Regions from separate parts of the Homo sapiens genome. Here region 1 is linked to region 2. Evidence: read pairs that join two places in POLR2A ChIA-PET (ENCODE). Cell type or tissue: OCI-LY7. All regions are shown on one strand. Each heading gives the region's core, and the rest is flanking DNA. Links, peaks and the distances in the headings are about the cores only.

Region 1 (7,453 bases), core at 1-5,000, 60 kb before region 2:
TCCACCTGCCTCAGCCTCCCAAAGTGTTGGGATTACAGGTGTGAGCCACCGTGCCCTGCCTTCCCAGACCTTAATTTTTACTGTCTGCTGAGTATGTGCTTCTGAGTGACTTTCTGACATTTCGAAGTCATATATACCAAACTAAATTATCTGTTATCCTGAATCTGTGCATTTTTCCATATTTCCTGCATCTGTTAATGGCACCAGTAACCTCCTTTACTCCAAAGTTTGAGACCTAGATATTTGATTCATTTTACATCCACATTATAATGTCTTTCCTTTTCCATTCCTGCTGCCACACCTTACGTTTAGACTTTATCTTTTGCTTAGATTTTGTTTTGACTTCCTAAGCAGTCTCTTTACCTTCAGCCTCAAGTTCTGCCTACTTTTCTTTAGGCACAGCTCTACTTATTCATCACGGCAAATATTTGTAAACTCTGAAGTTGATGTTAGGAAACGTTGAATCCTGAAAGCCCATATCATTACTCCATCTGACATTAGCAATTAAGGATTATTAAGGATCATGACTTTTAATAGTACTAAAAAGGAAACAAACTACAGTTCTCTAATCAGCAAATGCTGAGCTTTTCTCAAATATTGCTTCCTAACTGTTTCACTTCCATGGACCCCTTTTATTATTTTCCTCTATCTCCTACCTCACTATGGACCCTGTGTTCTAAAATTAAACCTAGGAGCTGGGCATGGTGGCTCACACCTACATTCCAGCACTTTGGGAGGCCAAGGTGGGAGGTTTGCTTGAACCCAGAAGTTCGAGACCAGTCTGGGCAACAAAATGAGACCCTCGAATCTTTAAAAAAAACGAAACAAAAACTAGCTGGACATGGTGGCATAAGCCTGTGGTCCCAGCTACACAGGAGGCTGAGGCAGGAGGATTCCTTGGCTTCCCAAAGTGCTGGGATTACACGTGTGAGCCACCAAGCCTGGCCTTAATTAATGTTTGTTGCATAGAGTGGCACTGATAACTTTCATTTTTCTAGACCCTATATATATATTTTTTTGTTTGTTTGTTTTTGTTTTTGAGACAGAGTCTCGCTCTGTCGCCCAGGCTGGAGTGCAGTGGCACAGTCTCGGCTCACTGCAAGCTCCGCTTCCCGGGTTCATGCCATTCTCCTGCCTCAGCCTCTGAGTAGCTGGGACTACAGGCGCCTGCCATCACGCCCGGCCAATTTTTTGTATTTTTAATAGAGACGGGGTTTAGTAGAGACGTGTTAGCCGGGATGGTCTTGATCGCCTGACCTCGTGATCCACCCGCCTCAGCCTCCCAAAGTGCTGGATTACAGGGGTGAGCCACCGTGCCCGGCGACCCTATACTTTTAATAATGCAGCCTAAAATTGAGCTTTGCTACTATTTTCTTTTTTCATCATGATAATCTACTATTGAAAGAGTTTGGTTATTTTTGGATGATATTGCATGCCTTTTACTTATATTCGCAAATTTAATCCTTTAAGATTAAGGCTTTGGGCTATGAAGGAATGGAAAACAAAAGTCCCCTAATGCACTTAGTATGAATGCCTTAATAAGATCCTTTCCTGGGCAATATATACTAGTGCAGCGTGAGGGTGGTAGAGAGAGCCAGAGGAAAGCTTGCATGGATGGTTCTGGGTATCCAGGGACAAGCATGGAAGTGCTTGAAACTCAGGGAAAGTGGGAAGGGCCTTAGGAAAACAAGGGGCATTGAAGACTATGTTTCTTATTTTGGGTACAGGCCTAGACTGAATATTCAGCCTCAAATAAAACATGAGGCTGATGTGCTGCTTTTTTTTACCTGGAATATGTCTTTGCTTTACTTCCATCAATTAAAATCCTGGCCACATGGTGTGGCTCATGCCTGTAATCCCAGCACTTTGGGAGGCCAAGGTGGGAGGATTGCTTGAGGCCAGGAGTTCTAGACTGGCCTGGGCAACATAGTGAGACCCTAGCTCTACAAAAATAAACTTAGCCAGGCATGGCAGCAGGTTCCTGTTGTCCCAACCACTCTGGAAGCTGAGGCACTGGCACTACTACATTCCAGCCTGGGTAACAGCAAGACTCTGTCTCAAAAAAAGAAAACAAAATATCTTTCCTGTGTCCAAAGTGTTTACAGTTAGGTGGGGGAAAAAAAGTATCAAAATTTTAAAGAGCATTCTGGTCAGAATGGATCCCAGTAGAGCAGTGGTTAAGAGCATGGTCTCTGGCATCAGCTATCTGGTTTGACCCTTGATCCTTATTAGCTAGTGATCTCGGGAAGATTGGCTACTTGCCCCATACCTCTTTTCTCACCTGTAAAATGGGTATAGTAATAGTACGAACCTCATAAGGATGTTGAGAGGGAAACGCAGCAATTAAAAATTTAAAAAGGAAAGGAAAAGATATAGATATACTCAAGAACAAGATAAACATCTCCAGGGACCAAGAACAGAAAAGAAACATGCAGTTAGACTCTGGGTTCAGGAGCTAGTAGAAATAACATGTAGGGGACCTAGGGTCAGATGCTCTGTATGAAACTGAAGCTGGGCTGAGACTGGATGAAAGAGGGCTGAAAACATCTGCTCTTGGCTGTTGCTTTAAAAAGCTGTGGACCTGGAGTGAAGATGCAGAAGTGGCTGAGCTGCCAGATGGCTCAGAGTCAGGAACTGTGGTTTCCCCACTATCAGCTAGTACAAGAGCACCAAGCTTGGAGGTCGTGGACTCTGGAAGAGGGGTGGCCTATCACAGAACCCCTGGGAAAAGAGGGAATGTCTGAGCCTATAAACACACGAGGAAGACCATTACTTAGAAAATTAACACAGTTACCAAGAGATAAATTCACAAAAAATCTGATGGAAATATGGGTAATTTCAAAACAATTGTAAGTATTTTAAAGATCCTTAAAAAAGATAAAAGAAATAATGGTCATAAAAAAACATGAATCAAAAATAGGTAGATATGAAATAGATGGCTATATTAAAGAAAAAATGGAATTATTGAAATTAAAAAAAAAATAGGTCAGTTGAACTCTAGACCAGACAAATTTGAAGGGAAAATTAATGAATTGGAAGAAAGTACCCAGATGTATCACAGAGAAATAAATAGGAATTAACAAATATGAGCTGGGCGTGATGGCTCATGCCGGTAATTCCAGTACTTTGGGAGGCCAAGGCGGGCAGATCACCTGAGGTTGGGAATTTGAGACCAGCCTGACCAACATGGAGAAACTCCATCTTTACTAAAAAAAAAAAAAAAAAAATACAAAATTAGCTGGATGTGGTGGTCCATGCCTATAATCCCAGCTACTCAGGAGGCTGAGGCAGGAGAATCTCTTGAACCCGGGAAGTGGAGGTTGGGGTGAGCCGAGATCGTGCCATTGCACTCCAGCCTGGGCAACAGCGCAACTCCATAAATTGAGAGGCACCAACTTACATCTAACTGGGAGTTCCAAAAAGAGGAAATAATGTGAATGGTGGAGAAGCCAGGTTGGAAGAGCTGATGGCTGAGAATTTACCAAAATTTAAGAAAGACCAGTTCTCAGCTTGAAAGGGCATTATATGTATCTAGTAAGATGGAAACAAAAATATAAACTAAAACTTCAGAGATTTTCTTGCTAATTATATTAATGTATCTATTATAGAAAGACTGAAAATTTAGACACTCCAAATTTAATAGTGGGCATCTTTAGGTGGAAGAATTATGAGGTTTAAAAAAAAACTTGTATTTTCCAATGTTTCTACACTGAACATATTAGGAATCTTGCTTTTAAGTTGGAGAGACTTGAAGTACACTGAATATATAAGTGGCCAAGTGCTGTGTGGCTAAATATTATCTTTACAGAATGGACCTCTGGGATACCAAATACCTCTGAAACTTGGTAACATAATTATTATGACTTTATTGTAGGCTATAATCTTTTAAGCTATATTTCTGAAATCCCAAAGCTCTGGAAGCTGGAAGTTTTTTAAAAAGTTTGAGATGAATTAATTTGGCAGCAAAATTTGAACTGATGTAAAGGTGTCAGTAGTATTTATTTGTCTGACACAAATGTATATGCTTTGCTATGGAAATATTAGGCTGTTAATGACATGCCACATGAATTCCTCCTGGGTGTTCTACAAAATATATAGTGCAGTGTTACCTTCCTAAAATCCATAAAATTCTGAATTCCAAAACATACCCTGCCCCAAGGATTTAAGAAAGGGTTTGTGGACTTTTATTACTTATTTATAGTTTACTTTTAAAAGTTGGCTACTGTGCAGGAACAATAATTTCTCATCAGAGTTAGTTCCTAGATTTTTTTCTCTAGTCACTGTTCTGCACTTCTATGATACTAAGTAGATGCTCATTTCAAAGATACTTTTTGGCTAGCTCTACTGTAATACCAGTACAGTTGATGTCACTGAGTTATTAGGCTTTTCTTCCTCTCCAGTAGTAACTGAAAAGACAGACTTCTCTTCAACTTTTGGACTTGAAGATTTGGAAGGCTGTTTTACAAAATGGTCTCCCAAACTGAAGTTTCACATACTGCTTGAAGAAGATACATTCTGATGATTTATCAAAGCAGATTTAGAGTTTTTGCTCTCATTTATGTGTATTATTTCTGATGTTGTTTGTACTTTTGGCTTCGTACCATTTCTTTAAAAATTTGGTTCATACACTTCAGATCTAGAAGCAATGTGATTAGCCTTTGATATAAGAACATCTGAGTTTCTATTTGCATTTTTACTTTCATTGCATGCATGCTGACTTTAGTATTTTCTTTACAATTTAGAAGATATATATGTATAGCAATTATGTAAGAAATTCTTGCCTTCTGTAGGCACAACAGTTTGGTTACTGTATTAACATGGTCTTAACCATTTTGTCAGCAAGCCACATTTGGTTAGTAGTGAGTCCTGCTATTTTACTATGTTACCTGCAAACAGGATTGCAGATGTGAAGGTAGCCTGTGTGATCATTGGTCACTCACTGAATTAGGGATTATCAGAAATTATATTGAAGTGGTCACTTGGCTACTTGCCTTCTACATGCTTAGGCTAGACTTTGGTTCATACTTAGAACCATTTTGAAATCTCTGAAAGACTCAGTTGACTCAACCTAACTGGAAAGTCCATCTAATTTTTTTTTTTTTGAGATGGAGTCTTGATCTGTCACCCAGGCTGGAGTGCGGTGGCACGATCTCAGCTCACTGCAACCTCCGCCTCCTGGGTTCAAGCAACTCTCCTGCCTCAGCCTCCCGAGCAGCTGGGATTACAGGCATGCACCACCATGCCCAGCTACTTTTTGTATTTTTAGTAGAGACAGGGTTTCACAATGTTGGCCAGGCTGGTCTCAAATGCCTGACCTCAGGTGATCCACCTGCCTTGGCCTCCCAACGTGCTGGGATTACAGGTGTGAGCCACAGCACCTGGCCTAAAGTCCATCTAAATATGACTCAATCTAGGAGTTCACCGCTTGTCTCTGTTGTCCTTTAGATTCAATTTATCTCTCACGTAGGCCATTTCAGTGTAACAAGATGGCAGTTCTCAACTCCAAGCCAAAATCTCATGAGTCCAAAGGAAGAGAGTTTTTCTATATGCTTGTATCAGTTTTGAGAGAAATTTGGTTCTGCCTGTGTTACACACTACCTTGAACCAGTTGAGGTAGGAGGTGGGGCTCAGACACTGGACCAAATTGAGGACTAGCTAAAACAGGGACAGAGTGGAATCAGCTTTCCGTAAGTCACACCTACTAATGTGCCATGTCAGTTTCCCATTGCCACGGCAACACCCAGAAGTTAGCGTCCCTTTTCATGACAGTGTCCTGGAAGTTACCACCCTTTTCCTAGAAATTTCTGCATAATCTGCCTCTTAATTTGTATATAATTAAAATTGGGTATAAATATGACCACAGAACTGCTTCTGAGCTGCTACTCTGGGCATACTGCCTATGGGGTAGCCCTGCTCTGCAAGGGGCAGTACCTCTGCCGATGCTTTACACTGCTGCTTCAATAAAAGTTGCTGACACACCACTGGCTGACCCTTGAATTTTTTCCTGGATGAAGCCAAGCACCGTCCTGGGCTAAGCCCCAGTTCTGGGGCTTACCTGCCCTGCATTACAATCACTGTATCAGAGGTGGAGATTTGGGCTGGCCTTGGATACATTCTCACTGTCTGCCCGTCTGTTGTGTGCGTGCATGCAGGTAGGGGTGTGTGCGTGCATGCAGGTAGGGGTGTGTGTGTGTGTGTGTGTGTGTGTGTATGTGTGTGTGTAGGTAGTACTAGGTATATGGGGAGCCAGTGAGTGTAGGCATTGTTCGTATATGGGGGGAAATGGATGGGTGTTGATGGGTACACTGTAATCAACAACTCCGACAGGACCTTGTAGAGTAAGGGAGGTAGTGTCATTCCCTCAGCAAGAGAAAAATCCATTTTAGCATGTACAATATTTATTAAAACAACCTTCCTCTTCTCCCCTTCCAAAAAACCCGACAACCTCAGTCTTCAAGGTCTAGCCAAATTCTCTCTTCTCTATAAAACTTTTCTACTCACCAAACCTAGAAATGGTTTCTCCTTTGACTGTTTGTACTTTATACTTTGCGTTATTGCAATGTACAGTATGTGCATGTTTTATCTCACCTATTGCTACTTGAAGTTGGGAAACTAGTTGAATAACTCTTAGTGCCTCATAACTGATCACTTCATTGCAATATAACAGGCTCTGAATTTCTGTTGAATCAAGGAATTCCTATTTATTTTTTTGAGATGAAGTCTCGCTCTGCTGCCCAGACTGGAGTTCAGTGGCATGATCTCGGCTCACTGCAACATTCACCTCTCAGGTTCAAGCAATTCTCCTGCCTCAGCCTCCCGAGTAGCTGGGACTACAAGTGCACACCACCACACCTGGCTAAATTTGTGTATGTGTGTGTTTTTAGTACAGACGGGGTTTCACTGTGTTAGCCAGTATGGTCTCGATCTCCTGATCTCGTGATCTACCTGCCTCAACCTCCCAAAGTGCTGGGATTACAGGCATGAGTCACCGCGCCTGGCCTATTTATTTTAAAATTTTAATTAATTTTTTTTTTGTTTTTAGAGACAGGGTTTCACTATGTTGCCCATGCTGGTCTTGCCTATGCCTGTCTTGAACTCCTGGCCTCAAGTGATCTTCCCTCTCAGCCTCCCAAAGTGCTGGGATTACAGGTGTGAGCAACCATTCCTGGCAGAATCAGGGAATTCTTAACACTTTTTTTTTTTGTTTTTTTTGAGATGAGGGGGTCTTGCTGTGTTGCCTAGGCTGGAGTGCAGTGGTACAATCATGGCTCACTGCAGCTTTGACCTCCCAGGCTCAAGCGATCCTCCTATCTCAGCCTCCAGAGTAGCTGGAACTACAGGGATGCACCACTGTGCCCAGCTAATTAAAGAAAAAATTTTCTTTTGTAGAAACAGGGTCTCACTCTATTGCCCAGGCTGGTCTTGAACTCAAGCAGTCCTCCTGCCTCGGCCT
Region 2 (10,933 bases), core at 2,609-7,608:
ATCTTATGGTAGTGATCATTTGCTAAATCTGTTAGATTCAAAAATTCTAAAAGTAAATGCTTTTTAGAAAAAAATTCAGACCATGTAGAAGTCAATAAAGTACAAATGAAATCTGGGGTCAGTATCTTTGCAGCAGTGTGTGCTGTCCACTAGAATGTTTCATGATTATGGAAATGTTGTGTATCTGTGCTATCCAACATGGTAACCACTAGTCACATTTGGCTTTGATCATTTGAAGTGTGGCTAGTGCAACTGATGAATTTCAACATTTTATTTCATGTTAATTAAATTTTAATAGATATAATTAGCATATATGATATTAACCAGTACAGCTTAGGTTTATTGTAAAATTTTACATTTCTTTTTATATGTTTATATTTTTTAAAGGTATCTTCAAAAAAAGTTGTATCTATTGTGTATATGATATATTTTTCTACAACATATTCTAGATTATTGGTGGTGTTTGGAAATGCTTCTTAAGTTTGAATATTTTCTCTTATTTGACTACCTTGTGACCTACATTAACAGATAGTCTTTGGTTATTCTGCTTCTCTCCTTCAAAATTCTAAATTCTTAGAATTTGAAATAAACTGCTATTTGAATCTTTATGTCATTTCACATATTGAGTGATTGGTCCTGAGTTGCTCTGGGGCTTCCTCAAAAAACAACCTAAATTATGGATACTAAATGAACACAGACTACTTTCCTTCATTTTGCCCAAATAGATGCTGTTCTTTGGGTTCTTTGATGTTCAAACTTAACTTTGAATATTGAAGGAAATGGTACTTCTAAGGATAAGTAAACATAGATTCTTTTTTAACAGTTCATTTCACAGCTCAACACACACTTTTTGGAGCATATGTTTTATGGTTACTCTTTTGCCAAATACTGGGAATACAATATTAAATAACTGTTTTGCCTTTAAGCAGCTTGTAATCTAATTGAGGAGACAGATGTGGAAAGAAATCACTTACTTCTTCACAGTGGCATTATAGAATAGAGGTTAAGAGTGTGCTCTGGAGCTGTGTGACCTTGGTTATCTATGGAAGCTCAGTTTCCTTGTGAGTAAAATAAGGTTATTAGGGTTCTTGTGAGGATTGAATGAGATTATTTGAATGTTTGGCATATGTTAGCTAATATTACTGGCTACTGAGCTTGAAATCTCTCGTGCCTCTATTATTGGCAATGGAGAGCACTTGAGAGATTTAAGCAGGCAGATGACATGGTTGGATTCATATTTTAGGATTATGTGAATTGCTTTGTCTGTAGTGGATCAATAGATTTGAGGAGGCTATAGTGATAAACCTGTTGCGAGATGATGACTTGATCACTTTAGTTATGATAGAATGGTTGGGAAGAGAGTGCAGTAATACTTTTCGTGTTATCAAGGTAAGACTTGATTGATTTAATGAAGAGGGTAAAAGGAGTTAGAGATAACATTTGAATTTTTGGTTTTGGTGACTGATGGTGGTATTTACAAATGAGTTAGGGAGTATAGGAGGAGGATATGGAAGAGGGGCTTGAAAGATTGAATTGAGTTTTGTTCAAGCTTGAGATGACTATGATATCCAGGCAGGCATATTCAGGAGACAGTTGGATTTATGTTTTTGGTGGGTAGAAGAGTCATGGCTGGACTCCTTTTGTTTCTGGAGACAGGGTCTTGCTGTGTTGCCCAGTCTGGAGTGCAGTGAGTGGTGCTGTCATGCCTCCCTGTAGCCTCCCAGGCTTAAGCGATTCTCTTACCTCAGCCTCCCGAGTAGCTGGGACTACAGGCATGTGCCCTACCATGCCCAGCTAATTAAAAAAAAATTTGTTTTTTAGAGATGGGTCTCACTATGTTGCCCAGGCTGGTCTTGGAATCCTCTGACCTCATTCTCTCAAAGTGCTGGGATTACACATGTGAGCTACAGTGCCTTGCCTGGACTCTTTAATTGTATTTAATTTTACATAGTTTGACGCAATATTATTCAATAAATGGTAGCTATTACTAGCACTATTTTTATTATTATGTGGCTGGTATTTAAAGCAACCAGTAGATGAAACTTTCTAAAAAAAAAGAAAGAGTAAAAAGTAAAAGGAGTGGGCTGGAAGCTAGAACATTTAATAGATGGATAGATAAAGAATGAGTATAGAATGAGATTAAGAAAAAGCAGAACTAAGACAAGCTCTGATGAAGTATGATGAGTTTATATAAGAATAGTCAATAATACCTGATGCAACAGAGATATCTAGTAAAGTAATGCCTAAAAGGGTCCCCTGTATTTGAATGGGATGTCAGTGGCGCCCTCTGCCAGGCAAATCACAGTGCAAATATGGAGACAGAAGCCAGAAATAAAATGTATTAGCAAATAAATGGGAGGTTGATATAACATGGGCCGGTTTTGCTGATGTGACCCAAGAGCTAAGCAGTGATATCAATATCTTCCAATTCCAAATTTTAAAATGTCCTTTAATAAAATATGTGGCTAGTCATTTTGAACAATTATCAGTAAAATTTTTAAAATAAAAAGCATAAGAAAAATTAAGAATACAAAGAGTATAGTTCTATTTTAGGTATTTAGGTTTAAATCTAGTTTAATTCTTTCAGCTTTCTCTAATTGAGTTTTAATCCTCGTTTACTTTGCTAATGAGATTTAAAAATATTATTTTCATAAACCTTGTAACTTTTTGCTTTTTTATTCTAACCCTGTGATTTACTCTTAATCTATTTCTTTATAAGCTTCTTAAATTTCAGTCCAGCTTTAGTCTCAAACATTGTTGTAGTGATTAATGGTTTTGCCCCCCCATTTTCTTCCTTTGTAATATATTTTAATCAACTTTTTTTTAAATTGGAAGAGCCAATTAAATATGTTGTTTAAAATCTTGCCATATCCACACTGTCTACCTGATTGGTTTTGCCAATTCTGTAAAACTTTACTTGATACTGTTGGGATTCTTTGGACTATGTGGCAATATTTGTAGATTTATAGAAATTTTACTGATTTAATTCTTGGAAGGCAATTTTAGTTCCAAGTATTTATAGAATATTTTATTGTCATCTGCTATGTACCAAGTCTTAACTTGACATTAACTGTGCAACATTAGGCATGGCACCTCTCTTATGACTGTCCTATTTCAGAACTTCACAGTCTGTTCCTGCGCCTTTCAAGGCACTAAGCTCTGTGCTATGCTGATCTTCAGAGGAGGAGCACATTTGAATAAAAAGTGTTTGTTTCAGTCTCATTAAAAGGCTCTTATAAAAGTTATGAACATTTAAAAGTGCCCTTTCCTCCCTTTTTGAGCTAATTGAATTCTTCATTTTATAGGGGTAGAAGATTCCAGGAAGAGGGGGCAGGGATGAGTATTTATCATAATTGTTAAATAATGCGCTGGACACTTTTTGTGTAATGTTATTTGATCTGGATAGCAACCCTGTGACATAGGCAGGTTTATCCTCATTAGAGAAATTAAGTGGCTTGCCCAGTTCAGAAAACAAGTTAATGTCAGAATCAGGATGATATTGCAGGTTTTTTGATTTGTATCTAGTGATTTTTTTCACTCAGTTGTTCTCTTTGTAGGGGCTAGAGGCAGAATAAAGAGGCCCCTTCCCTGTGCTCCCTCTTGCTTCCCCGTCTTCTATTCTTTGGAGTGTATGTCATTTTTCTCCAGTAATTTAGGGCAGAAAAAAATGTTGAGGACTACCACTGTACCATTTTGTTGTCTCTGATTTTTAGGAACTATGTTCATGGTAAGAATTGATTATAAAAGAATACCTATCTATGCCATTAGAAAACAAAACATCCAAAATATAGGCTGTGCTTTGCATCATTCTATGAAAGCCATGGTGGGAAGTTGGGTTATAGCTTTCTACTAAGTTGAAAGTAGGCTCTGTCGCCTAGGTTGGAGTGCAGTGGCACAATCTTGGCTCACTTACAACCTCCATCTCCCAGGTTCAAGTGATTCTCCTGCCTCAGCCTCCCCAGTAGCTGGGACCACAGGCGCCTGCCACCACGCCTGGCTAATTTTTGTATTTTTAGTAGAGATGGGGTTTTGCTGATGGGGTTTCGCTGTGTTGGCCAGGCTGGTCTCAAACTCCTGACCTCAAGTGATCTGCCTGCCTTGGCCTCCCAAAGTGCTGGGATTATAAGCATGAGCCACTGCGCCCAGCTAATGATTTTTAATAACTTTATATAATACTGATAAATCACTCTTTTTTTTTTTTTTTTTTAAGACAGAGTCTTGCTCTGTCACCCAGGCTAGAGTGCAGTGGCTCGATCTCGGCTCACTGCAAGCTCTGCCTCCTGGGTTCACCCCATTCTCCTGCCTCAGCCTCCCAAGCAGCTGGGACTACAATGCCTGGCTAATTTTTTTGTATTTTTTTTAGTAGAGACGGGGTTTCACCATGTTAACCAGGATGGTCTCGATCTCCTGACCTTGTGATCCGCCCGTCTCGGCCTCCCAAAGTGCTGGGATTACAGGCGTGAGCCACCGCGCCTGGCCTAAATCACTCTTTTTAGTGGACTCTAAATACCACTGTGATTTGATACCCCTTTTATTCATTTATAAAAATACATAAACAGCTTCCTTTTTTGATGTTTAAAAATTTTATAGTCCTTTCTGTCTTGAATTTGCATTTCTGTTATACTTTTCACACCAGATTCTATTCTTATATGATGTATTTTATGCATAAGTTATATTTTGCCTGTAACATGCATACATTATGAAGGTAGTATATTTTTATGCATTACAGTCTTTCATGCATATTGATTACCCTATTATATGTCTTTGCAGCCAGCCAAAATGTGTAAATTTTAAAATATCTCTTAGTCATTAAATTGTAATTAGCACACGGTAAAATAACAAATGTATTAAAATGTTGCTAAATTATTTTTTATTTATTAAAAAAATTTTTTTTCTCCTTCTCTGCCTTCAAAATGTTGCTTCTCTGCCTTCAAAATGTTGGTACATTATTAAACAGAAGAAAATAGGCCAGGTGCAGTGGCTCGCACCTGTAATCCTAGTACTTTGGGAGGACAAGGTGGGCGGATCACTTGAGGTGAGGAGTTGGTGACCAGCCTGGCCAACGTGGTGAAACTTCGTTTCTACTTAAAATACGAAAATTAGCCGGGCGTGGGGGTGCATGCCTGTAGTCCCAGCTATTTTGGGGACTGAGGCACGAGAATTGCTTGAACCCAGCAGGCAGAGGTTGCGGTGAGCCACAATCATGCCACTGTACTTCAGCCTGGGTGACAGAGTGAAACTCTGTCTCAAAAAAAAAAATAAAAAAAAAAAAGTTTCACAGACAAAATATGAATCATTCCTTGTTTAACACTTAAAAGGTTTTTATACTCAGGCAATAGAATAGTGTATAGTTTCATTCACAATAGGTGAGGAGTATGTCATCCTTTTTATATTAATAAAAAGTGAGAGGAGCCCAGATGGCCGAATAGGAACAGCTCCGGTCTACAGCTCCCAGCGTGAGCGATGCAGAAGACGGGTGATTTCTGCATTTCCATCTGAGGTACTGGGTTCATCTCACTAGAGAGTGCCAGACAGTGGGCGCAGGTCAGTGCGTGCAGCGCACCGTGCATGAGCCGAAGCAGGGCGAGGCATTGCCTCACTCGGGAAGCACAAGGGGTCAGGGAGTTCCCTTTCCTAGTCAAAGAAAGGGGTGACAGATGGCACCTGGAAAATCGGGTCATTCCCACCCGAATACTGCACTTTTCCGACGGGCTTAAAAAACGGCACACCAGGAGATTATATCCTGCACCTGGCTCGGAGGGTCCTACGCCCACGGAGTCTTGCTGATTGCTAGCACAGCAGTCTCAGATCAAACTGCAAGGCGGCAGCGAGGCTGGGAGAGGGGCGCCCGCCATTGCCCAGGCTTGCTTAGCTAAACAAAGCAGCCGGGAAGCTCCAACTGGGTGGAGCCCACCACAGCTCAAGGAGGCCTTCCTGCCTCTGTAGGTTGCACCTCTGGGGGCAGGGCACAGACAAACAAAAAGACAGCAGTAACCTCTGCAGACTTATATGTCCCTGTCTGACAGCTTTGAAGAGAGCAGTGGTTCTCCCAGCACGCAGCTGGAGATCTGAGAACGGGCAGACTGCCTCCTCAAGTGGGTCCCTGACCCCTGACCCCTGAGCAGCCTAACTGGGAGGCACCCCCCAGTAGGAGCAGACTGACAACTCACATGGCCGGGTACTCCTCTGAGACAAAACTTCCAGAGGAACGATCAGACAGCAGCATTCGCGGTTCACGAAAAACCACTGTTCTGCAGCCACCGCTGCTGATACCCAGGCAAACAGGGTCTGGAGTGGACCTCTAGCAAACTCCAACAGACCTGCAGCTGAGGGTCCTGTCTGTTAGAAGGAAAACTAACAAACAGAAAGGACATCCACACCAAAAACCCATCTGTACATCACCATCATCAAAGACCAAAAGTAGATAAAACCACAAAGATGGGGAAAAAACAGAGCAGAAAAACTGGAAACTCTAAAAAGCAGAGCACCTCTCCTCCTCCAAAGGATCGCAGTTCCTCACCAGCAATGGAACAAAGCTGGACGGAGAATGACTTTGACGAGTTGAAAGAAGAAGGCTTCAGACGATCAAACTACGAGCTACGGGAGGAAATTCAAACCAAAGGCAAAGAAGTTAAAAACTTTGAAAAAAATTTAAACGAATGTATAACTAGAATAACCAATACAGAGAAGTGCTTAAAGGAGCTGATGGAGCTGAAAGCCAAGGCCCGAGAACTACGTGAAGAATGCAGAAGCCTCAGGAGCCGATGTGATCAACTGGAAGAAAGGGTATCAGCAATGGAAGATGAAATGAGTGAAATGAAGCGAGAAGGGAAGTTTAGAGAAAAAAGAATAAAAAGAAACAATCAAAGCTTCCAAGAAATATGGGACTATGTGAAAAGACCAAATCTACGTCTGATTGGTGTACCTGAAAGTGACGGGGAGAATGGAACCAAGTTGGAAAACACTCTGCAGGATATTATCCAGGAGAACTTCTGCAATCTAGCAAGGCAGCCAACATTCAGATTCAGGAAATACAGAGAACGCCACAAAGATACTCCTTGAGAAGACCAACACCAAGACACATAATTGTCAGATTCACCAAAGTTGAAATGAAGGAAAAAATGTTAAGGGCAGCCAGAGAGAAAGGTCGGGTTACCCACAAAGGGAAGCCCATCAGACTAACAGCGGATCTCTCGGCAAAAACTCTACAAGCCAGAAGAGAGTGGGGGCCAATATTCAACATTCTTAAAGAAAAGAATTTTCAACACAGAATTTCATATCCAGCCGAACTAAGCTTCATAAGTGAAGGAGAAATAAAATACTTTACAGACAAGCAAATGCTAAGAGATTTTGTCACCACCAGGCCTGCCCTAAAAGAGCTCCTGAAGGAAGCACTAAACAAGGAAAGGAACAACCGGTACCAGCTGCTGCAAAATCATGCCAAAATGTAAAGACCATCAAGACTAGGAAGAAACTGCATCAACTAACGAGCAAAATAACCAGCTAACATCATAATGACAGGTTCAAATTCACACATAACAATATTAACTTTAAATGTAAATGGACTAAATGCTCCAATTAAAAGACACAGACTGGCAAATTGGATAAAGAGTCAAGACCCATCAGTGTGTTGTATTCAGGAAACTCATCTCACATGCAGAGACACACATAGGCTCAAAATAAAAGGATGGAGGAAGATCTACCAAGCGAATGGAAAACAAAAAAAGGCAGGGCTTGCAATCCTAGTCTCTGATAAAACAGACTTTAAACCAACAAAGATCAAAAGAGACAAAGAAGGCCATTACATAATGGTAAAGGGATCAATTCAACAAGAAGAGCTAACTATCCTAAATATATATGCACCCAATACAGAAGCACCCAGATTCATAAAGCAAGTCCTGAGTGACCTACAAAGAGACTTAGACTCCCACACATTAATAATGGGAGACTTTAACACCCCACTATCAACATTAGACAGATCAATGAGACAGAAAGTCAACAAGGATACCCAGGAATTGAACTCAGCTCTGCACCAAGCAGACCTAATAGACATCTACAGAACTCTCCACCGCAAATCAATAGAATATACATTTTTTTCAGCACCACACCACACCTATTCCAAAATTGAACACATAGTTGGAAGTAAAGCTCTCCTCAGCAAATGTAAAAGAACAGAAATTATAACAAACTGTCTCTCAGACCACAGTGCAATCAAACTAGAACTCAGGATTAAGAAACTCACTCAAAACCGCTCAACTACATGGAAACTGAACAACCTGCTCCTGAATGACTACTGGGTACATAACGAAATGAAGGCAGAAATAAAGATGTTCTTTGAAACCAACGAGAACAAAGACACAACATACCAGAATCTCTGGGACACATTCAAAATAGTGTGTAGAGGGAAATTTATAGCACTAAATGCCCACAAGAGAAAGCAGGAAAGATCCAAAATTTACACCCTAACATCACAATTAAAAGAACTAGAAAAGCAAGAGCAAACACATTCAAAAGCTAGCAGAAGGCAAGAAATAACTAAAATCAGAGCAGAACTGAAGGAAATAGAGACACAAAAAACCGTTCAAAAAATTAATGAATCCAGGAGCTGGTTTTTTGAAAGGATCAACAAAATTGATAGACCACTAGCAAGACTAATAAAGAAAAAAAGAAAGAAGAATCAAATAGACGCAATAAAAAATGATAAAGGGGATATCACCACTGATCCCACAGAAATACAAACTACCATCAGAGAATACTACAAATACCTCTACGCAAATAAAGTAGAAAATCTAGAAGAAATGGATAAATTCCTTGATACATACACCCTCCCAAGACTAAACCAGGAAGAAGTTGAATCTCTGAACAGACCAATAACAGGCTCTGAAATTGTGGCAATAATCAATAGCTTACCAACCAAAAAGAGTCCAGGACCAGATGGATTCACAGCCGAATTCTACCAGAGGTACAAGGAGGAACTGGTACCATTCCTTCTGAAACTATTCCAATCAATAGAAAAAGAGGGAATCCTCCCTAACTCATTTTATGAGGCCAGCATCATCCTGATACCAAAGCCTGGCAGAGACACAACCAAAAAAGAGAATTTTAGACCAATACCCTTGATGAACATTAATGCAAAAATCCTCAATAAAATACTGGCAAACCGAATCCAGCAGCACATCAAAAAGCTTATCCACCATGATCAAGTGGGCTTCATCCCTGGATGCAAGGCTGGTTCAACATACGCAAATCAATAAATGTAATCCAGCATATAAACAGAACCAAAAACAAAAACCACATGATTATCTCAGTAGATGCAGAAAAGGCCTTTAACAAAATTTAACAACCCTTCATGCTAAAAATTCTCAATAAATTAGGTATTGATGGGACATATCTCAAAATAATAAGAGCTATCTATGACAAACCCATAGCCAGTATCATACTGAATGGGCAAAAACTGGAAGCATTCCCTTTGAAAACTGGCACAAGACAGGGATGCCCTCTCTCACCACTCCTATTCAACATAGTGTTGGAAGTTCTGGCCAGGGCAATCAGGCAGGAGAAGGAAATAAAGGGTATTCAATTAGGAAAAGAGGAAGTCAAATTGTCCCTGTTTGCAGACGACATGATTGTATATCTAGAAAACCCCATTGTCTCAGCCCAAAATCTCCTTAAGCTGATAAGCAACTTCAGCAAAGTCTCAGGATACAAAATCAATGTACAAAAATCACAAGCATTTTTATACACCAATAACAGACAAACAGAGAGCCAAATCATGAGTGAACTCCCATTCACAATTGCTTCAAAGAGAATAAAATACCTAGGAATCCACCTTACAAGGGATGTGAAGGACCTCTTCAAGGAGAACTACAAACCACTGCTCAATGAAATAAAAGAGGATACAAACAAATGGAAGAACATTCCATGCTCATGGGTAGGAAGAATCAATATCGTGAAAATGGCCATACTGCCCAAGGTAATTTAGAGATTTAATGCCATCCCCATCAAGCTACCAATGAGTTTCTTCACAGAATTGGAAAAAACTACTTTAAAGTTCATATGGAACCAAAAAAGAGCTCACATCGCCAAGTCAATCTTAAGCCAAAAGAACAAAGCTGGAGGCATCACGCTACCTGACTTCAAACTATACTACAAGGCTACAGTAACCAAAACAGCATGGTACTGGTACCAAAACAGAGATATAGATCAATGGAACAGAACAGAGCCCTCAGAAATAACGCCGCATATCTACAACTATCTGATCTTTGACAAACCTGAGAAAAACAAGCAATGGGGAAAGGATTCCCTGTTTAATAAATGGTGCTGGGAAAACTGGCTAGCCATATGGAGAAAGCTGAAACTGGATCCCTTCCTTACACCTTATACAAAAATCAATTCAAGATGGATTAAAGACTTAAACGTTAGACCTAAAACCATAAAAACCCTAGAGGAAAACCTAGGCATTACTATTCAGGACATAGGCATGGGCAAGGACTTCATGACTAAAACACCAAAAGCAATGGCAACAAAAGCCAAAATTGACGAATTAAACTAAAGAGCTTCTGCACAGCAAAAGAAACTACCATCAGAGTGAACAGGCAACCCACAAAATGGGAGAAAATTTTTGCAACCTACTCATCTGACAAAGGGCTAATATCCAGAATCTACAATGAACTCAAACAAATTTACAAGAAAAAACAAACAACCCCATCAAAAAGTGGGTGAAGGACATGAACAGACACTTCTCAAAAGAAGACATTTATGCAGCCAAGAAACACATGAAAAAATGCTCACCATCACTGGCCATCAGAGAAATGCAAATCAAAACCACAGTGAGATATCATCTCACACCAGTTAGAATGGCAATCATTAAAAAGTCAGGAAACAACAGGTGCTGGAGAGGATGTGGAGAAATAGGAACACTTTTACACTGTTG

The links. ChIA-PET counts read pairs that join two places held together with the same protein. Peaks named below come from ENCODE experiments on the same cell type or tissue, not always from the same donor. Only the 100,000 strongest peaks of a DNase experiment are listed, where the experiment ranks them.
Region 1: POLR2A ChIA-PET joins it to region 2 with 5 read pairs; 13 of 35 experiments call an interaction of 5 or more read pairs at or near these places.

The regions. Positions count from the first base shown.
Region 1 is chr10:74,154,509-74,161,961 of GRCh38, forward strand. All of the region lies in intron 1 of ADK (adenosine kinase), which reads left to right. Among named protein-coding and RNA genes, the nearest start is that of ADK, 7.0 kb to the left of the region's middle. In OCI-LY7, for the core only: no CTCF peak of the experiment used is centred there; a DNase peak (open chromatin) is centred at 2,573.
Region 2 is chr10:74,211,477-74,222,409 of GRCh38, forward strand. The region is part of intron 2 of ADK (adenosine kinase); the gene reads left to right. Among named protein-coding and RNA genes, the nearest start is that of ADK, 66 kb to the left of the region's middle. In OCI-LY7, for the core only: no CTCF peak of the experiment used is centred there; no DNase peak of the experiment used is centred there.